3 separate regions of the Homo sapiens genome follow, and regions 2 and 3 are each linked to region 1. Evidence: chromatin loops called from intact Hi-C (ENCODE). Cell type or tissue: PC-9. All regions are shown on one strand. Links, peaks and the distances in the headings refer to the core of each region. The heading gives the core; the rest is flanking DNA. Region 1 overlaps SSUH2 (ssu-2 homolog). Region 2 overlaps CAV3 (caveolin 3). Region 3 has its middle 35 kb from the start of SSUH2.

Region 1 (5,470 bases), core at 269-5,268:
TGGCTGTGTGACCTTGGGCAAGTCAGCTGACCTCTCTGAGCCTCCATTTCCTCACATGTAAAAGGAGAGGGCAAGTGATGTCCAAGACCTCTTCCCATTCTGTCACCCTATGGATGAAGATCAAGAAGGAAGATCTTGATATCAGGGAGATAAATTCCTCCATAAGGGAAATCTCAAAGCCATAGATTCCAGGGACCTCCATCTATCAAAGACAGCTACTGCTCTGAAGCTTGTCTCATAGAATCTTTGTATAAATTCATGGGGAACTGAATTAGCTCTAGTTTGAGCCTGTCAGGGGAGATTTCCTGGGGCTGGCTGACTTCCCTGCAGACATGGGGGCACGTGGAACAGAAATCGCTGTTGTCAGCCAGTTCCAGCAGCCGAGGGTGTTGTGCATGGACCTCTCAGTTTCCCCACTGAGCCCTGGGAGGGTAACAGCTTCATCTTTTTGCATAATGCTCTGTCTTCATAAGGGGCACGAGTGTGAACATGCTGTTTTTTTCCTTTTAGTACCGTCTGGAGACCTTTAGTGAATCCAGGATAAGCGAGTGGACATTTCAACCCTTTACTAGTAAGTGAATTGTCTGAAATTAGTTTAACTGGGGGCAAATAAGTCAGGGTGCTGGTGGAAAATATCAGGACTTGGCTCAGGCACTCATCTCAAATAAGATGGTCTTCTGCTTGGAGCCTTGGCTTCCTTACCCCCTGCAAAATGAGAGGATGGACTTTCATCTCAGAGACTTTCCAGTGCTTATCTTAGGAAATGCTTCCTGCCCAGGAAGCAGGAGGTCCTGAAAAAGCCAAGCATTTGCTTTTGCTACAGTCTGGTGCTGCCACACGGGGCCGGGCTGTAAAGCAGCATGCGTGTCTAAGCATTCACCTACACCCCCTCATGCCACCCCTAATTCCTCCTAAGCTTCTAGGCCCCTGTGCTCCCCATTCGCCTTGCCACCCCACCTTCTGCTGAGCCCCCACTGGAGGCCTAAGCTTCTCTCTTTGGGAAGATCTATGTCCTCCTTGTTTTCCCTAACAGACCGCTCAGGTCCATTCTTCAAGACTCAGCTCACGTGTCACTTCTTTTAAGAAGCTTTTCAGGATTTCTCCTCCTGCTGCTCCCCTCCCAGCAGGATGGGCCAGTCTTCTGAGTTTTCAGAGCCCTTTATGCAACTCTTGTCCAAAGCATGTATCATATCCTATCATATCTTATTGTGATGGTGTGCTGTCTGTCTCCTTGAACAGAGCAAGAGGAAGAAGATGGGATGGTGAAGGGGATGGTGATGATAATGGTGACAATTCTTGTGTGTCATCCCCTCAGTATGTGCCATTCCTGGTGCTAACAATTTTATATACATTCTTCCGTTTAATTTTCACTACCATCTTGTATGGTAGGTGCCATGACTATCCCCATTTTAGAGATGAGAGAATGGAAGCTCAGAGAGGGTAAGAAACTTCTCTAAAGTCAAACAGCTAGGACATAAAAGAGCCAGGAGTCAAACCCAGATCTGTCTCTCTCTAAATCTTGGTTGCTTAGTCACTGCCTCCAAGGAAGGCCTTGACTATCCATCCCTGTAGCCCCAGGATCTAGACTCATGCCTGGCACCAACTGAAGGCTTCATGCTGTTTGCTGGATAAATGAAAGTTTATCCCTGCTGCCCTTCGTCATTCTTACAATGACCCCTTTCTGTGTCAGACCACTCTGTGGATGGGCCGCAAAGAGGCGCCTCCCCCAGGCTCTGGGACATCAAGGTTCAAGGTCCTCCGATGTTTCAGGAAGACACCAGGAAGTTCCAGGTCCCTCACTCGTCACTGGTCAAGGTAATACGATTAACGCGATTACTGGAATACTTGCCCTTCTCCCTGAGAGGCTTTCCAGGCACTGCATGTTTCCTCAAACTCATCCTTTGAAGGGAAACCCAAAATTCAGGCCGGTGCTTCATTTGTTGGTTATAAATAAACGTAATTTAATAAAACCTGGTATATGGAATGTAGTCCCAAATAAAATTCCAAGCAAATCTGGGAGTGTTCACCTAGCAAACAGATCATCCGATTTACAAATCGTCACCAGCTTTAGTGAGCAGTGACATTCCTGGACAGGTTGAGTGTAGTTTTCATCTTTTTTAAAAATTTATTTTAGCTTAAACAGCTGAAGGGCTGAATGAAATTGATATAAAATAAAAACTTAAAACCCTGCTGGGATTTTGCATGAGAGTCAGTAAGGAAACAGAATCTGACTTCCATCCTGCTTTATGGACATATATTCGTGGCGTGAAGGGAGAGGAGCCTAGTGGATTACAAAAACACGACTGAGATAGCTCATATTGTGTTCTTTTCCGGTTACTGCCTGCTTTACACTTTTGGACTGGATTTAAGGGTGCAATTTTGCTCTATGAGTTTTTACAGAGTTCTAAGATAAAGAGTACTTTGAGAGGTCGAGAAAGTGTTCTATTCCTTTCTCAAGGGGGCCAAGGCTATTTTAAATTAGTGATTAAATACTAGTAGCTAGCTCATTGCCTTTCATAAAAATCCTGTCCATTTTTTAATGGCTTCTGTTCCCAAAGACCACATTAGCTACCTTATGGGCAAATGCCATCAGCCTTTGTAGTTCAGCCTGGTAGGAAACCGTAGAGTGTGAGCTAGGATATGGGGCTCCCAGAACACGTCTCCCCTTGATGGCATCCAGATTGGGCTAGGGCTCAGAGGAAATGGTGACATGATCTCCTGATGCAGTCAAGCCTTCTGGAATCTTAGTCAAATGGGAAGGGCCATTTCTTTCCTGTGCCATCTTCCTATCCTGGTCCTGATCCACTCCACCTTCGGTTTAGATGGTGATGTTATGGGTGTGGGAGAAGTGGCCCTTGGGAAACTAGATCCCAAGAAAGCGTTGCACTTTCAGGAATGCCACAAATGCCATGGGCGTGGGCGGTACAAGTGCAGCGGCTGCCACGGGGCGGGCACGGTGAGTCATCTGTGAACCACTGGTGAGTCAGTGAGGGTGTGGTGGCCGGGGGATCCTGGGGACAGCGGGCTGGGCTGGTGGCCTGAGGCTCCCTGCAGTAACTGTGTCATCTCAGCCAAGTCATCCTCCCTTTCTGGGCCTCCATTTTCCCGTCTATAAAATGAAAAAGTGGGGTTGTGTGGTCTCTAATGACACTTTCACTTTGACAGTTCGATTTTAATTTTTCTCTTATTTTCTCATCCATCTACCAACATACACTGAATACCTGCTTGGCTCTGACCTCTAGGTCCTGTAAGAGGGCCAAGACCTGGGGTTCTTCTTACCAGGCAGTCTTTGTCAGCCAGGGAAACCAACAAGCAACTCCATTTGTCGTGCAGGGCAGTGGGTGCTGAGCAGGTAAAGTTTGGAAGGCTTGGAGAGACAAAGTAGACAGTGACACTTGAGTTAGTTTCCTTCGGCTGCTGTAAGCCATGACCACCAATGGGTGGCTTAAAACAACAGACACAGCTGGGCGTGGTGGCTCACACTTGTAATCCCAGCACTTTGGGAGGCCAAGGCGGGCAGATCACGAGGTCAAGAGATCGAGACCATCTGGGCTAACACGGTGAAACCCCGTCTCTACTAAAAAAAAATACAAAAAATTAGCTGGGCATGGTGGCGGGCGCCTGTAGTCCCAGCTACTCAGGAGGCTGAGGCAGGAGACAGGCGTGAACCCAGGAGGCAGAGCTTGCAGTGAGCGGAGAACGTGCCACTGCACTCCCGCCTGGGCGACAGAGCAAGACTCCATCTCAAAAAAACAAAAAACAAACAACAGCAACAAACCAGACACCTATTATATCACGGTTCCGGAGGCCAGAATTCCAAAATCAAGGTGTGGGCTAGGCTGGTTCTTCTGGAGGCACTGAGAGGGAAGCCATCCCCTTCCTCTCCCCCAGCTTCTGGGAGCTGCGGGCCGTCCTTGGTGTTCCTTGGCTTGTGACTGTGCCACTTCAGTCCCCACCTGCCTTGTCACCCAGCCTTCTCCCTGCATGTCTTTTTGTCTTCACATGGGCTTCTAATAAGAACACGTCATCGGATTTAGGCCCTACCTTGTCATATGACCTCATCTTAACTAAATGCATTTGCAAAGACTATCTCTAAATGAGGTCCCACTCTGGGATTCCAGTAAACTTGAACTTGGAAGGGCCGCTATTCAACCCAGCACAGGCCCCTCAGTGGCATTACTCATGGCATTAGTTGTCTTTTCAGAAACCTTCATTCAGGCCTATTAACAATCCCAGGGGGTAAAACCAAACTTCTCGCGTTCTTTGGTGTCCTGATTCGAGCCTCATCCTTTGGCCATGCTCTGACCCTGGCTACCGTGAACTGTCTTCTCCACCAGCCCTTTCATCCCTCGCCTGCTGGGTTTGCATCCCCAGCTCACTCCTGCACTGCCTGTGGGTCCCAGCGGTGGTCTTCCCTGGAATGTTTCTGGAGCCCACCATGAGCCCAACTGGGAGCACAGCCTAGGCCTTTTCTGGGGGCCATTTCTCAAAAGGAGCCCCCTGTCTCCAGTGCCAGGCCCCTGACCAGCGCCTGTGTCCCAGCTTCCTCTCAACACTTGGTAGGGGTCAGGTCTCAGGGGTTGTGGGGATCAGAGAAGAGGCAGGAGAGGCTGATGTCTCAAAAGAAACAGGGATCTTAGGGAGTGGAGGCTTTGAAAGCTACAACTGGAAGGATCCAAAGATACCCCATCTCCACCCCGCACCATTTTACAGATGAAGGGGCTAAGGCCCAGGGGGAGGAAGGTCACCAGGCTGGGATTTGAACCAGGTCTTGGGATGCCGTTGGCCCTGCTTCCTGGGAGGCCAGCGGGGGCTGAGGCAGTGGTGTGTCTGCAGGTGCGGTGCCCATCCTGCTGCGGAGCCAAGCGCAAAGCCAAGCAGTCCCGGAGATGTCAGCTGTGCGCGGGGTCCGGCAGGCGAAGGTAGGGGCATCTCCCCAGCACCGCGGTGAAGTGCTCTTGCTTTCTGGCTTTTCATTGCCTGCCCATCTGGAAGGCAAACAGGAACCCATCTGTCTCGTCACTGCTGTGTCCCCAGAGCTCTGCACGTAGTAGGTGCTCTGTGGTTATTTGAAGAGTAGGTGAGCTTTTCTCAAGGCCTGGCATTTCTGGACAAGGCTGGAACTCGTCATGCAATATATGTGGAAAGAGTGTGAAGAAAGAGCCACTGCAGGGAGGAAACACAGGGACGGGGTTACCAGGAAAGGAGACCTCTCCCGCCCACGGGTTGGGAAGTGAATATCAAAAACCACCTAAAGGCCAGATTTTTAACTCACTGAGGATCAGTTCCTGGGCAAGCCCCTATTTATAACTCATTTTGGGGTCTGAATGGAGGAGGAGTCAAGGAAAGTTGGTTGATTGACTAAACAATAAACAAAATTTCATCACTGCTCACAGCTTTGCAAACACTGGGCCATTGCATTTTGTAAATCCTATCCTTTAGTGTATTTATAACTTTTTAAGGGAAACAG
Region 2 (5,000 bases), core at 1-5,000, 110 kb before region 1:
ACATGAGACCTGGTTGTTTAAAAGAACCCGGCAGCTCTCTTGCTCCCTCTCTCGCCATGTGATATGCCAGCTCCCCCTTTGCCTTCTGCTATGATTGGAAGCTTCCTTAGGCCTCACCAGCTGCAGATGCCTGCACCATGCTTCTTATACAGCCTGTAGAACCATGAACCAAAATAAATCTCTTTTCTTTATAAATTACCCAGTCTCAGGTATTCCTTTATAGCAATGAAAAACAGACTGACACTCACCATCTATCCACTCATTCATCTATCCATCTATCCACCTATCTGCCTGCTCATCTATCATCCATCTATCCATCCATCCTTTCATCCATCCATCCATCCACCCACCCACACATCCAAATAAATACTGATTGATTACCCACTTTGCCCAGGCACACTACCTCTTGAGCAGTGCTTAGCACAATGCCTGGCTATTGTGATGGTAATATTGCTCAGTGATGGTAATTATTCCTTCAGGTGCTCTGAAGATTCCTCGAAAATACATCTGAGAAATTCTTTTGACATCCCGGATTATTCTCCAGCCTACTTAGTTATAAATGAGTCTGCGTGTGTCTCAGTCTGTGCTGATAAGACGGATGGAGTCCTCCTTTCCTTACAGTAGTAAGTACAGTACTTACAGTAATAATCCTACCGCCAATGGCTTCTGTATGTGTCTTTTAATTATCTTTCTTCTTCTTCTTCTTCTTTTTTTTTTTTTTGGTGTTTGCAGAAGCCATTGGTGCTAACATTTGAATTATTTCCAGGGATTGCCTTTGGGTGCTGTGTGTGGGGCAAGTGCTCTATTTTCTGTGAATCTCAGAAAACATGCTCTCAGAGGGCTGGGCTGGGCTTGGAGGAGGCAGCTGTTCCCCTAGCTCAGATTTGAGCATTGAGAGAGCTTTGGCCACAGCATGCTAGTTTGGGGAGATATTTATAAGGCCCGGCTCAGGCAGCTCTAGGCAGCTGTACCATGCAGCACAAGCATACGGTGACTTCATTTCTTAATTCCTTTCCAGAAGAGAGGAGATGGCTTTTTCTTGGAGGGTGGTGGGCTGAAAGCCTGCATCTGCGTGCTGAGGCTCAGGACACTGTGTGCAGTTGGAGAGAGGGGCTGGAGGGTGAGGAAGGGGGAACGATGGTGCACATTCTGTCGGTGTCCCCTTCTGTGGCATATTTATTTTTGGAACAGCAAGAGACCCAGTTGATTAATTGAAACCAGCCAGCGCAGTCCCCGCAGTCTCTGAGAGGGCGGGGAAGGTGTAGGATAGCAGGGCGGGGGATTGCTTGAGGATGCGGGGGAGGACAACAGTCACCCGGGGTCGAAAATACCTCCCCCAGAGTCCTGCATGACTCAGTCCGTAGGCATCCAGGACCTTGGACAATTCAAATAGGATATCTGTGGGTGGGGAAATAGCTCTTAGCAGGGTGGGGAGGTATATGGTCCCAGTATCCACTGGCCATTGAGTTACTGTATGATTTGGGGCATGGTACTTTCCCTCTCTGAGATCCTAGGTTTTTTGTTTGTTTGTTTTCTTTTTTCAACTCTACACAGAGACGATTGGGCCAAGATCTGTAATGACACGGAGTTAGCTTCAGAGTCAGAAAACCCAAGTGAGAGGCTTAGCTTTTGCCAGATCCCAGCTTCCTCCCCTATTACCTTGCTACTTAAAAGGCAGTTCACAATCAGTGTGTCCTGTCTCCCAACAAGGTAATTATAGAAGTTGAGAGTGCTTAGAAATATTCATAGAAATTTGATGCAGTAATTTTATGTTTATTGAATCTAACAATAAACATTGGTGCTTGTAACTGTACGGCTGTTTTCATTTCATTTTTCCAGTGATTAATTTTTGTTGCGTTTTGCAAAAGTATAGCTGTGCAGTGGATTAGAATAATAATATTAAAACTGGTCCTTCACTCAGTTTTAGAGGCACTGGCCTACAAAGTAGGAAGTAAAATGAGGTGATAGCTGCAAAAACTGTAAAAATGACAAAGCTCTGCATCTTTTGTTATAAAAGGTAGCAACAAAAGAATACAACTGTGTACAATCTGGGATAACCATGGTAACACCCACGATGTATATGGCCCTTTATGCATGTCAGTTTGGGGCCATGTATCTTACATGTGTTATTTCACATGGCACGTAAGGGACTGGCAGAGTGACGCTCAGGTCAGCCTGACAGCAGGGTGATTGAAGGGGCCAGATACCCCAGCAGGGCCTGAGGCCAGAACACAGCATAGGCTGGCTCTGATGGGTGGAGGAGGTGGCCAGGCATCATCTGGAGCTTGGAGTTGAGAACATCTGTGACTCCTCCTTCAGGAGGGTGCTCTAGGAGTTGAGAGCATCCTAGGTAGGACCATATATCTACCCCCATCCTAGTTCCCTCCAGCCTCTCTTTTCAGCTCCAGGTCTACCTTAAGGGACCTAGGACACCTGGGCTGGGGCATAACAGGACTTGGTTTTATGTAAAGGAGCTGGGAAGAGACTGAGATAACAGAGGGCTGCAAGGAGAGAGACAGAGAGAGAAGAACCTGCCAGAAGAAGCTCCTCAGCAATCCACTAAGCCCTGATCTTTGCCTCACTGCCTGTCCCTTCCCATCCGCTCTTCTGCTCTCTCAATCTCTGCCTTCAAGAAATTTGGTGCATATTGGAATAGGGAGGAATAGAAGTACCCTGGGTGGAGCTCTGGGCTTGGCTGTGCACGAGCTTTCAGTGGGTGGTTTGCTGGTCTCCAAAGATGACCCTCCATTAGTCATGCTTCTCGGTGTTTGTCCTCAGGTAGTCTCATCCCATCTTGAGTCTGGGCTTGCCCTGTGACTCACTTTAACCACAAGAATGTGGCAGAAAGGATGTTGTGCCAGTTCTAGAACTAAGCCTTCAGAAAGCCTAGCACCTTCTGCTTTTAGGAGCACTGAGCCCCCATGTTAGAAGTCCACTTTTATACTCTGCTCTGGAGACTAGCAGAATTAGAAATGCACTGCTGAATGCTGCTCGAGAGACTAATGGAGAGGCCATGTGAATAAGGAGGCCTGAAACTACATGGAGATAGAGGGCCAGCCACCCCAGCACCACAGCTCAGCTGTGCCTCCCAGCCATCTCTGCCAGTCCTCCAGGGCTATGAGTGAACCATCTTGGATGTTCTAGCTCGGTGGAGCCCCCAGGTGATTGCAGCCTCAGCCACCATCTGACTGTAGCTGCATGAGAGGCCCCCAGTGGGACCAGCAGGACTGCCAAGCTGAGCCCTGCCCACCCACAGAACTGTGAGAAATAAAAAAATGGTTGTTTCCTTAAGCCATTAAGTTTTGGAATGATTTGTTACTCACAATTGATAACTGATACAGTCTGTCTTTAGGGAAAACAAGGGATAACTCTGGGCTCCAGGTGTCTTCTATAGGATGAATGGGACTTGGTTGCTGACAAGCTGACAAGTTTGAGCGTGAAACTCTTTTTTTTTTTTTTTGGAGAAGGAATTTTGCTCTTGTTATCCAGGCTGGAATACAGTGGTGCGATCTCGGCTCATGGCAACCTCTGCCTCCTGGGTTCAAGCAATTCTCCTGCCTCAGCCTCCTGAGTAGCTGGGATTACAGGCACCCACCACTACACCTGGCTCTTTTTTTTTTTTGTATTTTTAGTAGAGACAGGTTTTCATCATGTTGGCCTGGTCAGGTTTTGAACTCCTGACCTCAGGTGATCCACCTGCCTTGGCCTCCTAAAATGCTGGGATTACAGGTGTGAGCCACCGTGCCTGGCCTGAGCATGAAACTTTTATGCTCAAACATTAAAGTGTAAACATTCACCAGCTCAGCTGAATAAGAACTTCTGGGGGCAAGGCCAAGGAATCTGCAGTTTAGTAAGTGCCCCCACCACTGGACCCTGGGAAAGTGGACTGCATTTTGAAAAACTCTAGATCAGTTGATACCCAGGAGTCCTCATAACACTAAGTTGTAATACCTCAGTGTGAATTAGTCTGATGCAGCTCTTCTTAGAGGTCATTGACAGAGGGCAAGACATTTCCAAAAGGAAGGAATTGCCAATATGGAATGACAGGTGGATTGGATGACCCTCTATTATTTAGTTTCAACCTGCCCTTCCTGCCTTCTCTCCCACAAATTCCCTTTCAGATCCTCTGTCCTAATCCTCTTCGATAGTTCATTATTCTTCTGCAGACAGAGCAGCGAAGTGTTATCTGTTGTACCCACTATGACTAGCTGATGGTGCATGGCTTCCATGGAGCAGTGCTGTGATCCATTAGTCATGGAGCAGTGCTGTGATCCATTGTCATGTCTGCCATGAACACTGGAAGGGGCAGTGGTAATGACAGCCTCTTACGTTTGCCAACTCTGCCCAACATTCTTCCCAGTGTTGGGAAAGCCTTTGCTTATTCCATTTCTTCTTGGAAAGCTTTGTTCCTCCATTTCACATTTTTAATTTTTCTCATTTTTATGATGCACCATGGATACCACCTGTCCATATAGCTGGCTTCTGATTTTTCCAGATGAAAGTAATTCTTCCTCTCCTAACCTCCCATGACACCTAACCTGGCACTCATTTACGGTGTTCAGCTCCTTCTCCTGTATGTTCTCATTGTTCTCCTCTCATCTTCTCCCCAGGAATGGATTCCCCGCCAAGGGAGGTACCAGGTCAGTTTCTTCTTTGTGCAACAGGGTGTCCCTGATGAGCACAAACCTGGAACAAGTGTTTGTAGGGCTGGTGGGCATCTGGTTCCTCTGGGTGTTGTGTAGCCTGAGCCGGGGGGCAAATGGGTGTTTGTTTTTCTGAAGAAGGCAGGCGTTCTGTGGCAGATGTGGGTGGAGGGGGTTGGGGAGTAGTATCATGGAGAGGCTGGGATCCTATCTATCTCCTTCCCCTGCTTGAAGGGCAACTTGGGAGAAGCTCAAGAGGGAGGAGTTGACTGCAGAAGCTGGGATACCTGCATAACTCTCAGGTTCAAGCATCACTGCTTTAGGGCCCTGGGGGCCTATGTGTGAGTCAAGAAAGGG
Region 3 (5,470 bases), core at 177-5,176, 50 kb before region 1:
AAGGCTGGTCCCGGAGGTCAGGTCTGCTAGAGTCAATTGAGTCCAACACTTCTACACAATCAGGCTCGACAGGGCTCTCTGATACCGGGAGCAAGGTGGCGGGGTGTAGGGTGTTACAAACTTCAATGGTTATATGGGGATTTTCACAGAGCAAAGTTTGGTACTGGGTGAGTGTGGCATTCGTTAGCCAATGGTGTCCTTTAGTATTCATTAAAGTCACCACAGCACAGGGGGCCTTTATGTTCAGGTTTTGCCCAAGAGTCAGCTTATTTGCTTCTTGTACTAGCAGGGCAGTTGCTGCCAAGGCCCTCAAACAGGGGGGCCATCCTTTAGAAACCCTGTCTAGTTGTTTAGAGACGTAGGCCACCGGCCTCAGCCAGGGCCCCACAGTTTGGGTTAAAAGTCCAGCTGCCATCTTTTCTCTCTCTGACGCATACAATGGAAAAGGCTTTGTCAGATCGGGTAGCCCCAGGGCTGGGGCTGCCAGAAGTTTTTACTTTAACTCATGAAAGACTTGCTGTTGTTGGGATCCCCCTTGCAAAGGTTCCCGGTCCCCGCCCCCTTTGTGATCTCATAGAAAGGCTTGGCTAATACTGCAAAGTTTGGAATCCACAGTCCACAAAACCCCACAGCTCCTAAGAATTCTCTCACCTGCCTTCTGCCCTTAGGCTCTGCTAGATTGCAAATGACCTGCTTTCTTTCTGATCCTGGGCTGCGTTCCCACCCCTGTCAGATAGTAAATCCCAAGTAAGGTACCTGCTTTCGGCAGCTCTGAGCTTTCTTCTTGGACACCTAAAACCCACAGTCCTCCAGGTGGGTCCTAAGGATCTTAGGATCTGCGATGGGGTTCCTAAGCCAGGGGGGGAAGAGGGGCTGGCTCTCAGTCCCCACCCTGCGGTGGGTGCCTCCCCACCCTGTGCTGGGCGTCCTAAGAGCCAGAGGGGGAAGAGGGGCTCGCTCTCACTCCCCGCCTCCCAGGGGGTGCCTCCCCCCGCTGCGATGGGGGTCCTAAGAGCCGGGGGGAAGAGGGGCTGACTTTCAGTCCCCATCGCACGGGGGGTGCCTCACCCTCCTGCGATGGGGGTCCCAAGAGCCGGGGGAAAAGAGTGGCTGGCTCTCAGTCCCCGCTTCGTTGGGGGTGCCTCCCGCCCCCCATGGGGGTCCGAAGAGCCAGGGGGGAAGACGGACTGGCTCTCAGTCCCCGCCTCGTGGGGGCTGCCTCCCCCCTACGACGGGGGTCCTAAGAGCCAGTGGGGGAAGAGGGGCTGGCTCTCAGTCCCGGGCTCGCCGGGGGTGCCTCCCCATCCTGCGATGGGTGTCCTCAGAGCCAGGGGAAAAAAGGGGCTGGCTCTCAGTCCCCGAGCCGCGGGGGGTGCCTCCACCCCCGCGATGGTGGTCCAAAGATCCAGGGAGGGAAGAGGGGCTGGCTGTCAGTCCCTGCCTCACGGGGTTCCTCCCACCCTGCGATGGGGGTCCTGAGAGCCAGGGGGGGAAGAGGGGCTGGCTCTCATTCCCCGCCTTGCATGGGGTGACTCCCCCCCCTGCTATGGAAGTCCTAAGAGGCAGGGGGGGAAGAGGGGCTGGCTCTCAGAACCCGCCTCGCGGGGGTGCCTCTCCCCCCTGCTATGGAAGTCCTAAGAGCCAGCGGGGGAAGAGGGGGTGGCTCTCAGTCCCCGCCACTTGGAGGTTGCCTCCCCCACTGCGATGGGGGTCCTAAGAGCCAGGGAGGGAAGAGGGGGAGAGGATGATAATAATTCCAGCATCACAGGCAGTGTTCACCCAGCCTGTCAAATTGTTATTAATATCCTGAAAGGGAGAGGATGATATTACTCCCCATAATAGACAGATACGGCTCCCCATAATAGAGAACGAGGTGTACACCCACCCTGCAATATTCTTTCCAATATTCAGAGGCCGAGAGGTTGATATTACTCCAAATATCGCAGTAAGTATACACCCCTGTGTGAGATGCTCCTTCATAATATACCAAGGCGGAGGGGGTGATATGACTTCATGTATGGCAGAAAGTGGAAACCCCCAGGGATGTTGTACCCACGATCCTGGAGGGAAGAAGATGATATTACTTTCAATATGACAGAAGGTGGACACGCCCTCACTGATATTGTTTCTAATTTCAGCGTGGGAGAGGAGGATATAACACACGATATCGCAGGGAGTAGAAACACCCCTGTGATACTGTTCTTAATATTCAGGGAGGAAGAGGATGATATTACTCCCAGTACAGACAGGTGTATACCCTCTGTACACCGAGGGTGTACACCCATCTGTGAAACAGTTCATAATCTCCAGAGAGCGAGAGGATATGACTCACAATATGGTAAACAGTCTGTGAGTCCACCTTGGATCCTAAGAGCCAGAGAGGGAAGAGGGGCTGGCTTTCAGTCACCACAGCATGGGGGGCCTTTATGTTCAGGTTTTGCCCAGGAGTCAGCTTCTTTGCTTCTTGTACTAGCAGGGCAGTTGCTGCCAAGGCCCTCAAACGGGGGGCCATCCTTTAGAAACCCTGTCTAGTTGTTTAGAGACGTAGGCCACCGGCCTCGGCCAGGGTCCCACAGTTTGGGTTAAAAGTCCAGCTGCCATCTTTTCTCTCTCTGATGCATACAACGGAAAAGGCTTTGTCAGATCGGGTAGCCCCAGGGCTGGGGCTGCTGGAAGTTTTTCCCTTAACTCATGAAAGACTTGCTGTTGTTGGGATCCCCCTTGCAAAGGTTCCCGGTCCCCGCCCCCTTTGTGACCTCATACAAAGGCTTGGCTAATACTGCAAAGTTTGGGATCCACAGTCTACAAAACCCCACAGCTCTTAAGAATTCTCTCACCTGCCTTCTTCCCTTAGGCTCCGATAGATTGCAAATGACCTGCTTTCTTTCTGATCCTGGGCTGCGTTCAGACCCCTGTGGGATAGTAAATCCCAAGTAAGGTACTTGCCTTCCGCAGATCTGAGCTTTCTTCTTAGACACCTAATACCCACAGTCCTCCAGGTGGGTCCTAAGGATCTTAGAATCCGCGATGGGGGTCCTAAGCCAGGGGGGGAAGAGGCACTGGCTCTCATTCCCCGCCTCACCGGGGGTGCCTCCACCCCCTTCGATGGGGGTCCCAAGAGCCAGGGGGGGAAGAGAGGCTGGCTCTCAGTTCCTGCCTCGCTGAGGGTGCCTCCCCTACCTGCGATGAGGGTCCCAAAGCCAGGGGGGGAATAGGGGCTGGTTCTCAGTCCCCGCCTCCCGGGGGGTGCCTCCCCCCGCTGTGATGGGGGTCCTAAGAGCCAGGGGGGGAAGAGGGGCTGGCTCTCAGTCCCCTCCTCCTGGGGGATGCCTCCCGCCAATGCGATGGGGGTCGGAAGAGCAAGGGGCGGGAAGAGGGGCTGGCTCTTAGTCCCCGCCTCATGGGGGGTGGCTCCCCCCCTCCGATGGGGGTCCTAAAAGCCAGGGGGAAAATTGGCTGGCTCTCAGTCCCCGCTCACGGAGGGTGCCATCCCCCCTGCGATGGGGGTCCCAAGAGCCAGTGTGGGGGAACAGCGGCTGCCTCTCAGTCCCCGCCTCGCGGGGGTGCCTCCCCCCCGCAATTTGGGTCCTAAGAGCCAGGGGGGAAAGAGGTGCTTGCTCTCAGTCCCCGCCTCGCGGGGGGTGCTTCCTCCCCTGCGTTTGGTGTCCTAAGAGCCAGGGGGGGAAGAGGGGCTGGCTCTCAGTCCCCACCTCGCGGGGGGTGACTCTCCGCCCTGCGATGGGCGTCCCAAGAGCCAGGAGGGGAAGAGTGGCTGGCTCTCAGTCCCCGCCTGGCGGGGGGTGCCTCCCTCCCTTGCAATGGGGATCCTAAGAGCCAGGCTGGGGGAAGAGGGATTGGTTCTCAGTCCCCGCCTCGTGGGGAGTGCCGCCTCCTCTCCCTGCGATGGGGTCCTAAGTGGCAGGGAGGGAAGAGGGGCTGGCTCTCTTTCCCCGCCTCGCGTGTGGTGCCTCCCCCCCCCACGTTGGGGGTCCTAAGACCCAGGAGGGGAAGAGTGGCTGGCTCTCAATCCCCGCCTCGCGGGGGGTGCCTCCCCCCACTGCGATGGGGGTCCCAAAAGCCGGGGGGGAAGAAGGGCTGGCTCTCAGTCCCTGCCTCGCGGGGGGTGTTCCCCCCTCTGTGATTGGGGTCCTAAGAGCCATGGAGGGAAGAGGGGCTGGCTCTCAGTCCCCGCCTCGCGGGGGGTGCCTCACCCCCTTGCAATGGGGGTCCTAAGAGCCAGGGGGGGATAGAGGCGGAGAGGATAATAATTCCAGCATCGCAGGCTGTTCACCCAGCCTGTGAATTTGTTATTAATATCCTGAAAGGGAGAGGATGATATTACTCCCCATAATAGACAGATATGACTCCCCATAATAGAGCACGAGGTGTACACCCACCCTGTGATATTCTTCCCAATATTCAAAGGCCGAGAGGTTGATATTACTCCAAATATCACCGTAAGTATACACCCCGGTGTGAGATGCTCCTTCATAATATTCCAAGGCGGAGGGGGTGATATGACTTCATGTATGGCAGAAAGTGGAAACCCCCAGGGATGTTGTTCCCACGATCCTGGAGGGAAGAAGATGATATTACTTTCAATATGACAGAAGGTGGACACGCCCTCACTGATATTGTTTCTAATTGCAACGTGGGAGAGGAGGATATGACACGCGATATCGCAGGGAGTAGAAAAACCCCTGTTATACTGTTCTTAATATTCAGGGAGGAAGAGGATGATATTACTCCCAGTACAGACGGGTGTACATCCGTCTGTGAAACAGTTCATAATCTCCAGAGGGGGAGATGATATTACTCACAATATGGTAAACAGGCTGTGAGTCCACCGCAGATCCTGAGAGCTGGTGGTGGAGTGGGTGTGTGGGGCTGGCTCTCAGTCACCACAGCATGGGGGGCCTTTATGTTCAGGTTTTGCCCAAGAGTCAGCTTATTTGCTTCTTGTACTAGCAGGGCAGTTGCTGCCAAGGCCCTAAAACAGGGGGGCAATCCTTTAGAAACCCTGTCTAGTTGTTTAGAGACGTAGGCCACCGGCCTCAGCCAGGGCCCCACAGTTTGGGTTAAAAGTCCAGCTGCCATCTTTTCTCTCTCTGATGCATACAATGGAAAAGGCTGTGTCAGATCGGGTAGCCCCAGGGCTGGGGCTGCCAGAAGTTTTTCCTTTAACTCATGAAAGACTTGCTGTTGTTGGGATCCCCATTCCAAAGGTTCCTGGTCCCCGCCCCCTTTGTGACCTCATAGAAAGGCTTGGCTAATACTGCAAAGTTTGGGATCCACAGTCTAGAAAACCCCACAGCTCCTAAGAATTCTCTCACCTGCCTTCTGCCCTTAGGCTCCGATAGATTGCAAATGACCTGCTTTCTTTCTGATCCCGGGCTGCTGAGTTCGGACCCCTGTTGGATAGTAAATCCCAAGTAAGGTACCTGCCTTCGGCAGCTCTGAGATTTCTTCT

The links. Peaks named below come from ENCODE experiments on the same cell type or tissue, not always from the same donor. Only the 100,000 strongest peaks of a DNase experiment are listed, where the experiment ranks them.
Region 2: a loop joins it to region 1, with 11 times the contacts of the local background. A loop is called at or near these places in 2 of 110 quality-filtered maps.
Region 3: a loop joins it to region 1, with 4 times the contacts of the local background. A loop is called at or near these places in 3 of 110 quality-filtered maps.

Annotation. Positions count from the first base shown.
Region 1 is chr3:8,627,150-8,632,619 of GRCh38, reverse strand. SSUH2 (ssu-2 homolog) reads left to right here. Exons shown (of 12, transcript NM_001256748.3): 5 at 511-571; 6 at 1,691-1,815; 7 at 2,894-2,956; 8 at 4,837-4,922. Among named protein-coding and RNA genes, the nearest start is that of SSUH2, 15 kb to the left of the region's middle. RefSeq lists an enhancer at 3,008-3,097. In PC-9, for the core only: no CTCF peak of the experiment used is centred there; a DNase peak (open chromatin) is centred at 2,959; H3K27ac peaks cover 1,679 bases.
Region 2 is chr3:8,738,082-8,743,081 of GRCh38, reverse strand. All of the region lies in intron 1 of CAV3 (caveolin 3), which reads right to left. It also overlaps a transcript of OXTR not described here. Among named protein-coding and RNA genes, the nearest start is that of CAV3, 6.8 kb to the right of the region's middle. In PC-9, for the core only: no CTCF peak of the experiment used is centred there; DNase peaks (open chromatin) are centred at 1,401 and 2,791; H3K27ac peaks cover 3,003 bases.
Region 3 is chr3:8,677,234-8,682,703 of GRCh38, reverse strand. It overlaps a transcript of SSUH2 not described here. Among named protein-coding and RNA genes, the nearest start is that of SSUH2, 35 kb to the right of the region's middle. In PC-9, for the core only: no CTCF peak of the experiment used is centred there; DNase peaks (open chromatin) are centred at 2,323 and 2,653; H3K4me3 peaks cover 1,953 bases; H3K27ac peaks cover 4,305 bases.